Linked DNA regions of Homo sapiens: all the other regions are linked to region 1. A link is a contact called in ENCODE Hi-C or POLR2A ChIA-PET data. All regions are on one chromosome and are shown on one strand. The core of a region is the stretch at or near the end of the contact, and the rest is flanking DNA. Distances in the headings are between cores, read along the strand shown.

The links. A loop is a pair of places that touch in the nucleus more often than their neighbours do. ChIA-PET counts read pairs that join two places held with the same protein, here RNA polymerase II (POLR2A). Pooled maps may share reads with other maps.
Region 2: a loop to region 1 is called in a map of CD8-positive, alpha-beta T cell, with 15 times the contacts of the local background. The contact joins two enhancer-like sites. A Hi-C loop is called at or near these places in 7 of 168 maps with a recorded cell type or tissue (CD4-positive, alpha-beta T cell, CD8-positive, alpha-beta T cell, GM12878 and 2 more), 36 of 37 single-sample maps with no recorded cell type and 18 of 50 pooled maps. POLR2A ChIA-PET finds 5 or more read pairs at or near these places in 14 of 52 experiments (B cell, CD4-positive, alpha-beta T cell, CD4-positive, alpha-beta memory T cell and 10 more).
Region 3: a loop to region 1 is called in a map of GM12878, with 6 times the contacts of the local background. The contact joins the promoter of LINC02971 here to the enhancer-like site in region 1. A Hi-C loop is called at or near these places in 12 of 168 maps with a recorded cell type or tissue (B cell, CD4-positive, alpha-beta memory T cell, CD8-positive, alpha-beta T cell and 8 more), 33 of 37 single-sample maps with no recorded cell type and 20 of 50 pooled maps. POLR2A ChIA-PET finds 5 or more read pairs at or near these places in 17 of 52 experiments (BJ, CD4-positive, alpha-beta T cell, CD4-positive, alpha-beta memory T cell and 12 more).
Region 4: a map with no recorded cell type shows a loop between it and region 1 (6-fold over the local background). The contact joins two enhancer-like sites. A Hi-C loop is called at or near these places in 4 of 168 maps with a recorded cell type or tissue (CD4-positive, alpha-beta memory T cell, GM12878, PC-9 and 1 more), 30 of 37 single-sample maps with no recorded cell type and 18 of 50 pooled maps. POLR2A ChIA-PET finds 5 or more read pairs at or near these places in 9 of 52 experiments (CD4-positive, alpha-beta T cell, PC-9, activated B cell and 4 more).

What each region holds. Positions count from the first base shown.
Region 1 is chr1:234,771,297-234,774,350 of GRCh38, forward strand. LOC107985364 (a long non-coding RNA gene) reads left to right here. Exons shown (of 3, transcript XR_001738532.2): 2 at 2,673-2,832. Among named protein-coding and RNA genes, the nearest start is that of LINC02961, 13 kb to the left of the region's middle. RefSeq lists enhancers at 110-1,309, 1,066-1,360, 1,096-1,315, 1,336-1,385, 1,406-1,575 and 1 more. Within about 2 kb of position 1,560, at least 31 of the 41 ENCODE cell types and tissues checked have a DNase peak (open chromatin) inside an H3K27ac peak, as active enhancers do; they include B cell, CD4-positive, alpha-beta T cell, CD8-positive, alpha-beta T cell and 5 more, where a contact is called at or near this core.
Region 2 is chr1:235,009,657-235,012,710 of GRCh38, forward strand. No RefSeq gene overlaps it. Among named protein-coding and RNA genes, the nearest start is that of LINC03108, 30 kb to the left of the region's middle. RefSeq lists enhancers at 2,058-2,647, 2,246-2,540, 2,491-2,991, 2,658-2,727, 2,938-3,054. Within about 2 kb of position 1,600, at least 26 of the 41 ENCODE cell types and tissues checked have a DNase peak (open chromatin) inside an H3K27ac peak, as active enhancers do; they include B cell, CD4-positive, alpha-beta T cell, CD8-positive, alpha-beta T cell and 2 more, where a contact is called at or near this core.
Region 3 is chr1:234,955,395-234,958,448 of GRCh38, forward strand. LINC02971 (long intergenic non-protein coding RNA 2971) reads left to right here and starts at 1,805. Exons shown (of 2, transcript NR_186179.1): 1 at 1,805-1,966. LNCATV (lncRNA negative regulator of antiviral signaling) reads right to left here. Exons shown (of 4, transcript NR_125945.1): 3 at 2,285-2,684; 4 at 1,948-2,127.
Region 4 is chr1:234,932,006-234,935,059 of GRCh38, forward strand. No RefSeq gene overlaps it. Among named protein-coding and RNA genes, the nearest start is that of LINC02971, 24 kb to the right of the region's middle. RefSeq lists an enhancer at 195-695. Within about 2 kb of position 1,611, at least 20 of the 41 ENCODE cell types and tissues checked have a DNase peak (open chromatin) inside an H3K27ac peak, as active enhancers do; they include GM12878 and PC-9, where a contact is called at or near this core.

The sequences.
Region 1 (3,054 bases), core at 310-2,809:
TCAAAGATCAGCAATCAAGGGGAAATGACAGAGACGCTGGAGGAGGCTGGTCCTCCCAGAAGCTAGTGGCTTGACCCAAGAAGGAAGAAAATGGCGGCTGCCTTCCCGGACCCAGGCTGTAGGCCGGGAATTCCCAGCTCTTTGATACCGTATTCCAACTGGTATGATCTGTTCGATGCCTGCTCTAGCTCTATCCCAAATATGTGTTATATGGCTTCCATCAATATTTTTTATGTAGTGCAAGCTTAATTTAATCTGAGAGTGGTTTAAGAATACACATACTTCTCAGCCATCAAAAGAACACGATTAAGAATCTCTGTGCTAGAAACTAGAAAGTTCTAGGAGATTACTGAAGGAGAGGCAGGAATGGGAACTGAGATGAAGAGGGCAAAGACTTAACCACCGACGGTCCATTTTTGGAGGAAGTGGCTGAGTGGAGTCTGGAAAAAAAAAAAAACAACAACCAGATAACCTGAAAACCAGCTGGGCTGGAAGCAAAGAGAGGGCCCAGGCATTAGCCCGGCCCTGGGGGCAGCCCAGACACACCCCAGCATTTCTCAGGGGGAAGAAGGCACAGCCTGCTGTTATTTACAAAGCTGTTGTTGAGAATTTTGAGGATCTCTTCCAGGTTCTCGCTTATGTAAATTCTAATTCACAGTGCCCTGGCCCCACATGTCTCGTAAACCAGGCCTGATATTGTAAACCTTCGCCATTCACAGAGGGTTTTAGCTTTGCCTTTGTTCCCCTCTCCAATTTCCCACTTCACAAACCTGGATCTAAAGCTTTGCACGTAGTTGATAGGGAAGTGTCGTTTGAGCAGTTCTAAGAGGCTGTCTTCCTTCTTCCTCCGACCCCCACAGCTCTGGTTTCCTCTTGGATATCAATTATTGGCTTTTACATAAGAAGGCTAATGCATTTTCAAAGCAGGCAGATCACTCTCCCATGTTTTGACAGTTTGGCTTTAGTTGAAATATAATTAAACTTTTTGAAAACAAGAACCTTGAAACTCAGTCTTCACACTGTTTGCAGGTTTTTTCCCCCTCACGCATTCAGTTTTTACTTGCTGCGGCACAATTGATTTGGTCTTCACTTTCTGCGCTCAAAACAAACACTGGGTTTAGGCATTCTGCTCTCCCAGCACCGCATGGCTGAGGGTGGAAAAAAATAACATCTGAAACAGGCCGGGCTTTTGATGATACCTCCTTATGACAGACACATCGAAAACCACCGACGGTGAGTCACCCACATTCTGTGCATACCCTCTCCGAGGAGCAGGAAGTGTGGCTATTTTAAACCCTGAGGCAATGAGAAGTTTTCAGATGCGTCCTAAGGCGCTCCGGCCAGCGCCCTGCATGCACACGAGGGCCTTCCTCAGTGTGGCCCCAGCACATCTGTAGACCTGAGGCGACACACCCAGCCTTCTGCCAGCATCTCTTTGTTTATTCTGCTTGTCCTGGTTTTGCGTTGACACGAGCAAGCCGAGTCTAAAAAACACAGAGCTACAGAATTTATAAAATCAACAAAAACTTAAAAAAAAAAAACAAAAAAAAAAACACACCACCACCACCAACAACAATCGGAGCCTGGCAGTTGGTGAGGGTGGGTGGGGGCGAACAGATGGTGCCACAAGATGTCCTCGGGCGGCTCACTGGGGACCGAGCCTTGTGGCTCTGTGGCCAAAAATAAATAAATAAGTCAGGGCCCAGCAGAAGTGCTTTCACTTCTAACCCAAGTCACTAGCTGTGGGTAATGAGTCCTCTTACTCCTTGTTCCCCATCTCCAAAGGCCAAACAAACAAGTAGAAAAAAAAAGAGAGAGAGTGAGAGAATGAATTGAACTGAAATGAAATGACTATAGATGAAAGATATATATATATATATAAAGAGTGGCGGGGGCGGGGGAAGCCGGGCGCTGTGGCTCACGCCTGTAATCCCAGCACTTTGGGAGGCCGAGGCGGGCGGATCACGAGGTCAGGAGATCAAGACCATCCTGGCAAACACGGTGAAACCCCGTCTCTACTAAAAATACAAAAAAATTAGCCGGGCGTGGTGGCGGGCGCCTGTAGTCCCAGCTACTCGGGAGGCTGAGGCAGGAGAATGGCGTGAGCCCGGGAGGCGGAGCTTGCAGTGAGCGGAGATCGCGCCACCGCACTTCAGCCTGGGCGACAGAGCAAGACTCTTGTCTCAAAAAAAAAAAAAAAAAGTGGCAGGGGGACTTGAGGGAAATAAGCCAGATGTTGCCACAAAAGCAGTTACAAATCCTGACCTTGTTTGCTAAAGGGAGCAGGCTCAGCCAGGATGCGAGACATCTCCAGGTGCTGGGAGCTTCTGAGGATGGTGAGCTCCCAGACCGAGGCAGCAAAAATGGCCTAGAACCCATCACTGTGTGGGGAGGATCCGGCTTCCTTGATGTCGGGGAAGCGTTTCCAGAACACTGGCCACTGATAGAACCAGCGGTCGATGTGGCAGGGCCTGGGATTCAGGCAAGACTCCATTTGGCTGTAATGTTTTTTATCTTTATCGGCAGTTTTCTTAGAGAATGAAATTGTTTGGGAAGTGGAAACCCAGCCTTCAGCATCTTTTAGCACAATGTGTTAAGACTCCCGAACTGGTTGGGAGCTGTATAAGCCACACAAGCATTCCAAATAATACATATTCTTTCTATTGTTGCAGATGCTAACTGCCTCCTAACTCTGATAAAACCTAAAGAATTTGTTGGTGGAAGAAAGTCCTAGAGTTTTAAAAAGCAGCTGCAGAAGAGACCAGGCCGCCTACACCCCTTGGCTTGTGGCCTCTTTACTCCACCTTGACAGCCAGCAAGGTGGCCTCTCTGGTACCTTTCTTTTGCATTCACTCTCCCTCTGTCTCCTCTTGTGACTAGCTGTGGGTAATGAGTCCTGTTACTTCTCATTCTCAATCTCCAAAGGCCAAACAAACAGGTAGAAAGAGAGAGAGAAGGAATTGAGCCGAAATGAAATGACTTTAGAATAAAGATTTGTATACTAAAAAAAAAAAAAGAGTTGGGGGAACTTGAGAGAAATGAGCCAGATGTTAC
Region 2 (3,054 bases), core at 350-2,849, 240 kb after region 1:
AGTGATGGAGGCATGAACTAGACCAGAGGCAGTGGGGATTCTAGAGCTGCCAAGGAGGCACTGCTGGTGGGAGCTGGGAACCGGGCAGGAAGAGTGATGCCTGGCACCCTGGTTTCTGGCTGGGGCAACTTGCAGAAACTCTCAGGAATGCTGAGAGAAGAGCAGATGGAGGGTGGGATCAAAGGGAAGACTGGTGTTGGGGAAGAGGTTGAGATGAGTTTTAGACACATTTGCAGGTGTCGACCAAAAGCTGGGCCACTGAGCAGAGACCTGCCTACATCTTGAGGCCCACACAAAGGTCTTGTCCCAAATAGGGGAGCCATGGCAGAGCAGGGATGCTATGGAGGGAGGAGGCAGCCACAGGCAGGGCTTGGGGATAGTCTGGAAAACAGAGAATGAGAGGAGTCAGGGCAAAGAGGCGAGGTCTGTGGAGGTGCCGCAGGAAGGCGTTGGGCGCTGGCTGCAACTGAGAGCTGGGAGCTCAGGAAGGCTCAGGTGGCTGGACCCGGCCAGGGGGCAGACGCGGAATAACAATGGCCTTCCGTGAGGGCAAGGCCATCTGTAGCAAAATGTCCACCCTCCATGCCAAGCCTCCCACCCAAACATCCCTTCTGATTTCCCATGCTATGAGGGCCTGAGCACCGGAGCCCTTGGAGAGAAGATCCATCGGAGGCGGAAAGGTGGGGGGACCCACGTGGCTCAGGTTAAACTTACACCTGGCTTTGCATGGAGAAGTCTTGGCAAACTTCTGAACAACAAATCAAGTTACAGATGGCTGAAACAAACGGTAGTTTCCCAGGAGCCGCTGAGACCATCAGCAGGAGGCCTGTAGACTTTCATCCAAGTCAGACTCAACCATATCTTTCTTTTTCCAATTTTTTAAAAATTGTAGTAAGTAAAATACACATAACAGAAAATTTACCATCTTAACCTTTTTTTTTTGAGACAGCGTCTCACTCTGTCACCCAGGCTGGAGTTCAGTGGTGCGATCTCAGCTCACTGCAAACTCCGTCTCTGGGTTTCAAGTGATTCTCCTGCCTCAGCCTCCCGAGTAGCTGGGATTACAGGTGCCCGCCACCATGCCTGGCTAATTTTTGTATTTTTAGTAGAGACAGGGTTTCACCATGTTAGCCAGACTGGTCTCAAAACTCCTGACCTCAAGTGATCAGCCCGCCTCCGCCACCCAAAGTGCTGGGATTACACGTGTCAGCCACCGTGCCTGGCCTCCATCGTAACCATTTTTAAGCACGTTGTTCAGTGGTGTGACATGCATTCCCACTGCTATACAGCCATCGCCGCTAACCATCTCCAGGCACTTTCATCTTGTAAAATTGAAACTCTGCACCCATTCAACAATAACTCCCCACGTCCCATTCCCCTCAACTATATCTTTTTAAAGTGCTTTTCCCAGTGAAGTTTCTAACATTGCTAAAGAACATAAAATATAAAAACATGGCCATGCAGCAGGGGCTTTTTACCCTGCAGAATGCCCACTAAACCGTTTCTGTATGTTTAATTTTTTTAACCAAGGAAGTAGGGGATGCCCAAGATTTGGTCCCCAAACCAGAAAGACTGTGGGTTCCTTGCATCAAGCCGGGGCTTTTAGTCAACTCTCCCATGGGGACTCTGTTGGCCCGCTCCACCTCGGGTGTTCCCCCGCCCCTGCCTTTTCCTCTCTCACCTCCCCCATCCACCCCTCTCAGCCTTGCAGTCGACCTGCCTCTCCTCTGGTTGCTCCGTTTGTAGGGAGGGTCTGCTTGAAGGGAGTTCCCATTCTCTCTCACCCAGAGTCAAGGCTCTTGACTCTATTGTACCTAAAAAGCTCCTGAGGAATTTGACAAGGCCCCACCCTCAGAGATATGGGGTGAAGCCCAGGAATCTGTATTTTTAACAAGCATCCCAGGTGATCCTGATACTTGCACACACCCCCACACACACCCACGCCGACTACCCACACACTTCCATGGCCCAGAAGTCTGCAGGACCCACAGCAGGTATTCGGGACTATTTGTTCAATCCACACCTGAGTCGTTGCACGATTATGCTCAAGTCCCTCGGAACACCTCGCCTGCCATCTGACAGCTTCCCATCCAGAAACCACACAGTACAGTAAAAAACAGAAAAAAGAAAGCCGTTAGACCCCAGTGAATGTTATTTTTAATGAAAGTGGTGCATTTTGACTCACAATGTTGAAACCAGATTATAAATGAGTCATCAGTGAATCGACCACAAAGAGCCTTTGCGGAGGTGATTTACAGGAGAGCTCTGATGTCTGCTGTCCCCTGCACACGCTTCACAGAGATGCTGTCAGACGCAGAGCTGGTCTGGGGCATCTGTTGCCGCGTCAGCTCAAAAGGATGCTGTGTTGTCACCAATGGGATTCCCCAGCCCAGGCGGTGTTGCGGTCCCACCCACACAAGGAAGGCGGCCATCACTGAATAATGCTTGTGGTTACATCATCATTGCTGGTTTCCAGGTAGTGACTAGCAGATACTGGAGAGAGACAGGCCATCTGCTCTTCCTGTGCGCCTCAGCTCCTCCCTCATACCCACATCCTCTCGCCTGGTCTTCTAGAAGCAGCCCCTATGCAGACAGACCAGCAGGACTGAAAGCTGGACAGACTCGAGCCGGAGAGCCAGGTGGAACAACCTGGCCAGAAAGAGTCTGGCCGCAAAGAGTCTGGCCACAGCCCCACTTTCCTCATCTCTAAAATGTCCACATGGCTGCCTGCCCTGCCCGGCTCAAGGGAATGTTGCAAGGCTCTCATGGAAACCATGCTTGTGAGGGTTTTGAGGACTATCATAGCCCGTCCCAAGGTCAGAGGACAGTAGAAAACAAAAAACTTGCTTTCAGAGGGTGCTTTCACCAGTCAGCAGCCTCTGCCCCGGGCAAAGCCAGACAACTAAAACGGAATGAATCCGCAGAGTAGGGTGGGGATGAAATTCTCCACCTCCAACCCAGAAAGGAAACGCCAATGCTCATGTTTCCCCTTAGAGAAACAGGCAATGTTTGAACAGGAACAACGACGCCAGAGGGTCAATCCACACACAGAAC
Region 3 (3,054 bases), core at 555-3,054, 180 kb after region 1:
GGAGGGGAGGCCAGTGAGCAAGTATCAGCTTGGGAAATAGGGTTTCGGCTGAACAAAGTTCACTGCTGTTTTCTGAGAAAGCAGAACCTAGTGGAGCCACCCTAGAGAATAAGGAGAGGAGCAACTGGAACTGAGTGTTGGCTCCAAACTTCCACGGCATGATATGCTTGGCCACCCAATTGTGATCAGGGCCATTGTTGTTCCCCTGGGGGCAGGGGGCAGAGGGCAGGCCGCCGCTCGGAGTAAAAAGGGAAGACAGACAGGCAGTCCAAACACCACCAAATGACAGAGATGCAGACCAAGACAAAAGGAAAAAACAACAGAAGGGATTTTTGTCCTTGAGACGTGCTATGCAAATTCTTTTCAATTAGTTTCCTATTAATGATTCCATCTTGAACATTTAGAGCTGCTCAACCCAGGCAGCATCTACGTTTTGAAGTAGTAAGTTCTCCATTCCTAGCAGAGTCGGAGGAGAAGCTCAGCTGTTATCCACCAGAAATTCTATTAAAAGGATGAAAGGTTGAACTAGATGACTTCTCATTCTGAAGACTGTAATTCAGCAGAACTGACTAATCCCTGGCAAATGATACCCTTTCTGAGTATGCATGTGTCACTGAAAGTCACTCAGACAAACCAGACTATTTGTAAATAGGTCTGATTATCTGCAAATTAGTTGATTGAAGGTTCCCGGGTATCAAGCAGGGCTTATTTTAAGAAATTAAGTTAATTTAGATAATAGCTGTGTTGAAAAGCAACAAGTTCAAAAACAATTAAAAAGAATGCAGCTTCCCTTTTATTTTTTTCAACTCTATATTTTCTTTTCAAATTGCTTCTAATAGACCATCTGTTAAGAAAGCCTCTTTTGACCGGGTGCAATGGCTCACACCTGTAATCCCAGCACTTTGGGAGGCCGAGGCAGGTGGATCACCTGAGGTCATGAGTTCAAGATAGCCTGAGCAACATGGTGAAACCCCGTTTCTACTAAAAACACAGAAATTAGCTGGGCGTCGTGGCACGCGCCTATAAACCCAGCTACTCTGGAGGCTGAGGCACAAGAATTGCTTGAACCCGGGAGGCAGAGGTTGCAGTGAGCTGAGATAGCACCATTACACTCCAGCCTGAGAGACAGAGCAAGACTCCATCTCAAAAATAAAAAAAAGAAAGGCTCTTTCGTAAATTACTTAAATATGCTTAGAAGTCATTATTACTTTTTAAGTCAATAGAAGTCTTTTTAGTTTATCTAATAGCATATTAATTCCTATGCTTTATGTGTTTGTACCCACACAACACCCAGCCCTGCACCTAACACATAACAGGTGCTCAATAGATGTTCATTGAATAAATTGGTTGCAAAAACCGAGTGTATACATTGAACATTTCTGCATATTGGTGATAATAATAGTATTTTGAACACTTGTTCTATGCCAGTGACTGGGTCAAATAAACACTCAACCTCATAGTAATATCTGCGAAGTGATTGCTACATTAGCCCCATTTTACAGATGATGCAACTGAGGCTGGTGAGAGGCAGAGCCAGGATTCAAGGCCAGGCCTGTCCAACTCCCGAGCCGAAGCTCTCAGCGAGGGTATCAAACTGAATCTGAATCCTCTTAGTTTATCTATTTTAAAGTGCTGCATGTGGTATGTTCAGGAGACGAAAACTCTCTGATGAGGCACGTGTGGATGGGATGGCAGGGCTGAGAAGGCCGGCTCCCCCACGGGGTGTGCACAACCTACCTCCCCAGCTGTTTCTGCTACCGGCTGGGGCCTTCAACTCCACCGCCTCCCCTCCCCCAGGCCCTAAATCACTCTCAGGCCTTTTGTTCTTCCCCACAGCTGCTCAGCAAATTCCTTGATTTGAAATTACGATCACAGGTTGGAGTGCTACTTAAAATAATTTTGCCAAATGTTCCATCTCTCTGTGTTGATGAATATAATGGATGACAATTTAAAGAGCAAAAAAAAAGTAAGTATTCACTTTGTTGAAGACAAAAAAAAAAAAATCATAAGCTGCATGCATAGCATTAGTTTGGCTCTGAAAGATTCATTCCCCCAGGAAGCTAGCCAAATGCTGGACTTTTGTGAACCGCAGCATGGCCGGGAGAGCAGGCTGCTGGCAGGTATGGCCTGCAATAGAGGGAGAGAGCAAAGGTCAGGGCATGTGTTGGGTTTGTTTAAGCATGAGTCAGAGGAGTGGGGGTAGACCTGGGGATCCAATTTCCAATTTCCTGTGCAAGTCACTGAGCCACACTTCTCCCCTTCCCCAAAAGCTTTTTATGCGTACCGCTCTGCAGAACAAAGGGAGATATGGTAGGGGGACACATAAATAACAGGGACAGGCCGGTCTTCTTGAAGGTGGAGCCTCTCTTGAATTTGGAAAATGCAAGCTCTGAGGGAAGCGGGGATGAAAGCAGACCACACGCATCTAGCACTTTGGCCAACTGAGGCTTCCTGGGCTTGGAGGTCCTCACCCGGGGCTCTTAGCGCAGCCTGAGCCCAGTGTGAAGCCATGGGCCAGCCCTTCCTGCAGGCGGGCCCTGTGGCCAGGCTCAGCTCAGGCGAGGGGTGGCTGGGCCATGAGGAATCAGAACAAAGCTTCTTCCTTCACACCCGGTCCTGCTCAGCAGGTGGACTCCACGTTAGACATTTCCCCCACGTCCTAAGGCTTCTTCCAGGCTTGAGCCCTGAAAAGCAGGTGGGGAGAGATGAGCAAATGCTGAGCAAAAAAGAGGTGGTGGTGACGCCTCTCTAAAGTTTTCCATACCAAAAAAGCCCTGGTACAAGGCAGGCACTGCTGGCAGCCCGGCCCCACAAGCTTACTTCCAGTGCAGGAATCCAATGGGAACATGTGCCCCCAGGGCCACCCGAAACGCAAACTGCTCTCTGAAAACCAGGTCAGCCTCTCTGTAGGAGTCTTGCCATGCAGAAAACACCAGGCCCTCTGGAAACGCCCCCTGTTCACTGAGGGTCTCTGGCTGGCCGGCACTATGCCCAGCAAGGCCACCTCCCGTAAGTGACACGCCAGGGTCTTGCTGAATCACAATAAGCTGGGAG
Region 4 (3,054 bases), core at 361-2,860, 160 kb after region 1:
GCCCTCCAGCTGCCCCGCCCCCTCCCCAGTCTACACCGGGGCTCCCAGCGTAGGAGCCAGCACCCAACTCAGCACAGCTTGATGCCCAAGCTCTGCTTCCCCATGGGGGAGACAATTCGCCTGAGAAATATTAACGCCACCTACTTTACAACAGAATGACGATTTAAATGCTGCATGGGTCCAAGGCACAGGGCCTTTATTCTAGATCTCCATCCCCCTCCCTCCAGGGCTCGCATGCTATTCCTGACTCCTAGCAACCCAAAAGGTACAGCCCCAGCGGCACCATAGACGAACGAAACTGTCTGTCCTGTGTCGGGCCCAGTCCACCGACCTGGCTGCAGCCACCTCCTCCTGTGCTGCCCCAGGTGTGTCCTCCTCGTTGGGGGAGAATCGCTCCAAGTCAAGGGTAGACATGGAGCTGTAGTCTCTAAATATGGGAGCCTAGAGGAGTAGAGGAACTCACCTTTAGATCCATGAGAATGCGAGGACAATAGCAGATCCAACTTCGTTCTTCAGCATTCACCTAACATTCGATTTAATTCAACAGATATTTATCATGTGCTTAGGACGTGTCAGGCACTGTTCCTGGGCATTGGGGTACGGGGATGAACAAGCTCTGAATATCTGCCTCTGCAGAGCTTCTAATGTAGTCACATTTCTCTTTCATGGGCATTGATCCCCCAGAGCACGCCACGTCAGCAGGCTCTCACTTGCTATGCCATTCACATTCTGCCTAATCTTCATTGTGCAAAACAGAGAGAGATTGAGTCCAGCCTGGGAGTGACAGTGCCTAATGGGAGAGGCACTGCCACCAGCACAGGACTCATCCCCATGAGGCATGTTGATTTTCCTTTCGTCTTTCTACACATTTCCCCTCTCTCAGTTTTCTTTTCTCTTTCCATACTATTTCCTCTTTGTCTTTCTTCCATCCTCTTTTCTTTCCTGCTCGCCCTTGGGTTCATGGCTCAGCACTATTATTGGCACTGCTGACCCGGCAAAGCACATCCACCTCTGCGATGTTTTCCAAGAGCAGGGGATCAGAGGGATGTCCTTCTGCTGGGGCCAGTGCCTGAGGAAGACCCTGTTGGCCATGGATGGGAACTGATTCTGGGCTTACACCACAGCTCCAAAGGAAAGGGGCCGGGGATGTGTCTACACAGGCCTGACTGACCTGGCAAGAAAGTGACATGCGCACTGACTGGCCCAGAGGAACTCTGATAAGAGGAGATGCCAGGGCTGAAGCTCCTCCCAAATGCTTTCTCCAGGCTCTGTGTGACAACAACTGCCCTTCAGGCTCACTCCACCTCTCATCCGCTGTCCACAGCTCAGGGCCCCAGAGGCTACCATACCCACAGGGGACACTCCTCCAAGATCCTGGGGATGAGGATGAAAATGTCAGCCTCCCCGCCCACGGTCAATGAGGGTCAACATTAAATCAGAACTTTAACTTTGCAGTAGCAGCCACTGGGAGCAATTTTCTAGAAATGTGCTGCTGACCACATTAGCATATCCCAAACTAAATGTAAATGCACATACGCTGAGTTACAGTCTTGGAAACTGAAATCTGTTTTGAGCTATAGAAAATGAAAAAGTGATGTGTGCAAGGAATCTATGCAAAGGAGCCTCAAAGAGGAAGAATGAGTCAGGCTTGCCCCACATAACCAGAGACCATGGCCAGCACCCAAGGGCCAGGCTCTGCCAAGCCAGACAAAGGTCCTTCAGCCAGTGACACTCCAAAATCTCTCAAAAGCGATCCAGAAACCAAGTGTGGTGGTACACACTGTAGGCTCAGCTACTCAGGAGGCTGGGATGGGAATTGGAGGCCACAGTGTACCATGATCACACCTGTGAATGACCACTTCACTCCAGCCTGAGCAACATACTGAGACCCCATCTCTAACAACAACAACAACAACAAAGTGACCCAGGGGTTTGAATCACTAAAAAAAACTAAGGGTATTTTGTGTCCATTTCCTTTTCTTTTTTCTTTTTTTTTTTTAAAGAAGGCTGGAGTGCAGTGATGTGATCACAGCTCACTGCAGTCTCAACCTCCCAGGCTCTCAAGCAATCCTTCTACCTCAGTTTCCTTAGTAGCTAGGACTACAGGCATGGGCCAGCACACCTAGTTAATTTTTTTTATTTTTTTATTTTTATTTTTGAGATGGAATCTCTCTCTGTTGCCCAGGCTGGAGTGCAGTGGCATGATCTCGGCTCACTGCGACCTCAGCCTCCCGGGTTCAAGCGATTCTCCTGCCTCAGCCTCCTGAGTAGCTGGGACTACAGGTGCCTGCCACCACGCCTGGCTAATTTTTTGTATTTTTAGTAGAGATGGGGTTTCACCGTGTTAGCCAGGATGGTCTCGATCTCCTGACCTCGTGATCCACCCACCTCGGCCTCCCAAAGTGCTGAGATTACAGGCATGAGCCACCTCACCTGGCCAATTTTTTTATTTTTATTTTTTGTAAAGCTGGACTCTCACTATGTTGTCCAGGCTGGTCTTGAACTCCTGGGCTCAAGCAATCCTCCTACCCCAGTCTCCCAAAGTGCTGGGATCTCAGGCATGAGCCGCCGTGCCCAGCCCTATTTCTGTTTTTTAACTCAAATAAATTGATTATTTAAATCATCCGCCTCTGAAACAGAACTGTTTAAGAATGTCCTGGTTGTGTGACTGTTTGCAGAAACGAGTGAGCGTACTTGTGACTCAACCACTCACTCCCTGTGACCGTCAGTGGATTTGACCATATACAGTCTTTCATTAAGTTAGTCTTTGTCATATATTGCTTATTTTACTTCCACGGTGGAGCACTGGCTGAAGACAAGAAGCATAAGAACCCTGATGATGAAATACAGGAACTTCACAACAAGCATAAAATGAGCCGCGCACCATGCCTTATGCCTGTAATCTCAGCACTTTGAAAGGCTGAAGTTGGGGGATTGCTTGAGGCCAGAAGTTTGAGACCAGCCTGGGCAACATACTGAGACCCCATCTCTACAAAAAAATTAAAAATAAACTAGCCAGACTGGGCAGCAGAGTGAGATCCTGTTTCTAAAAAA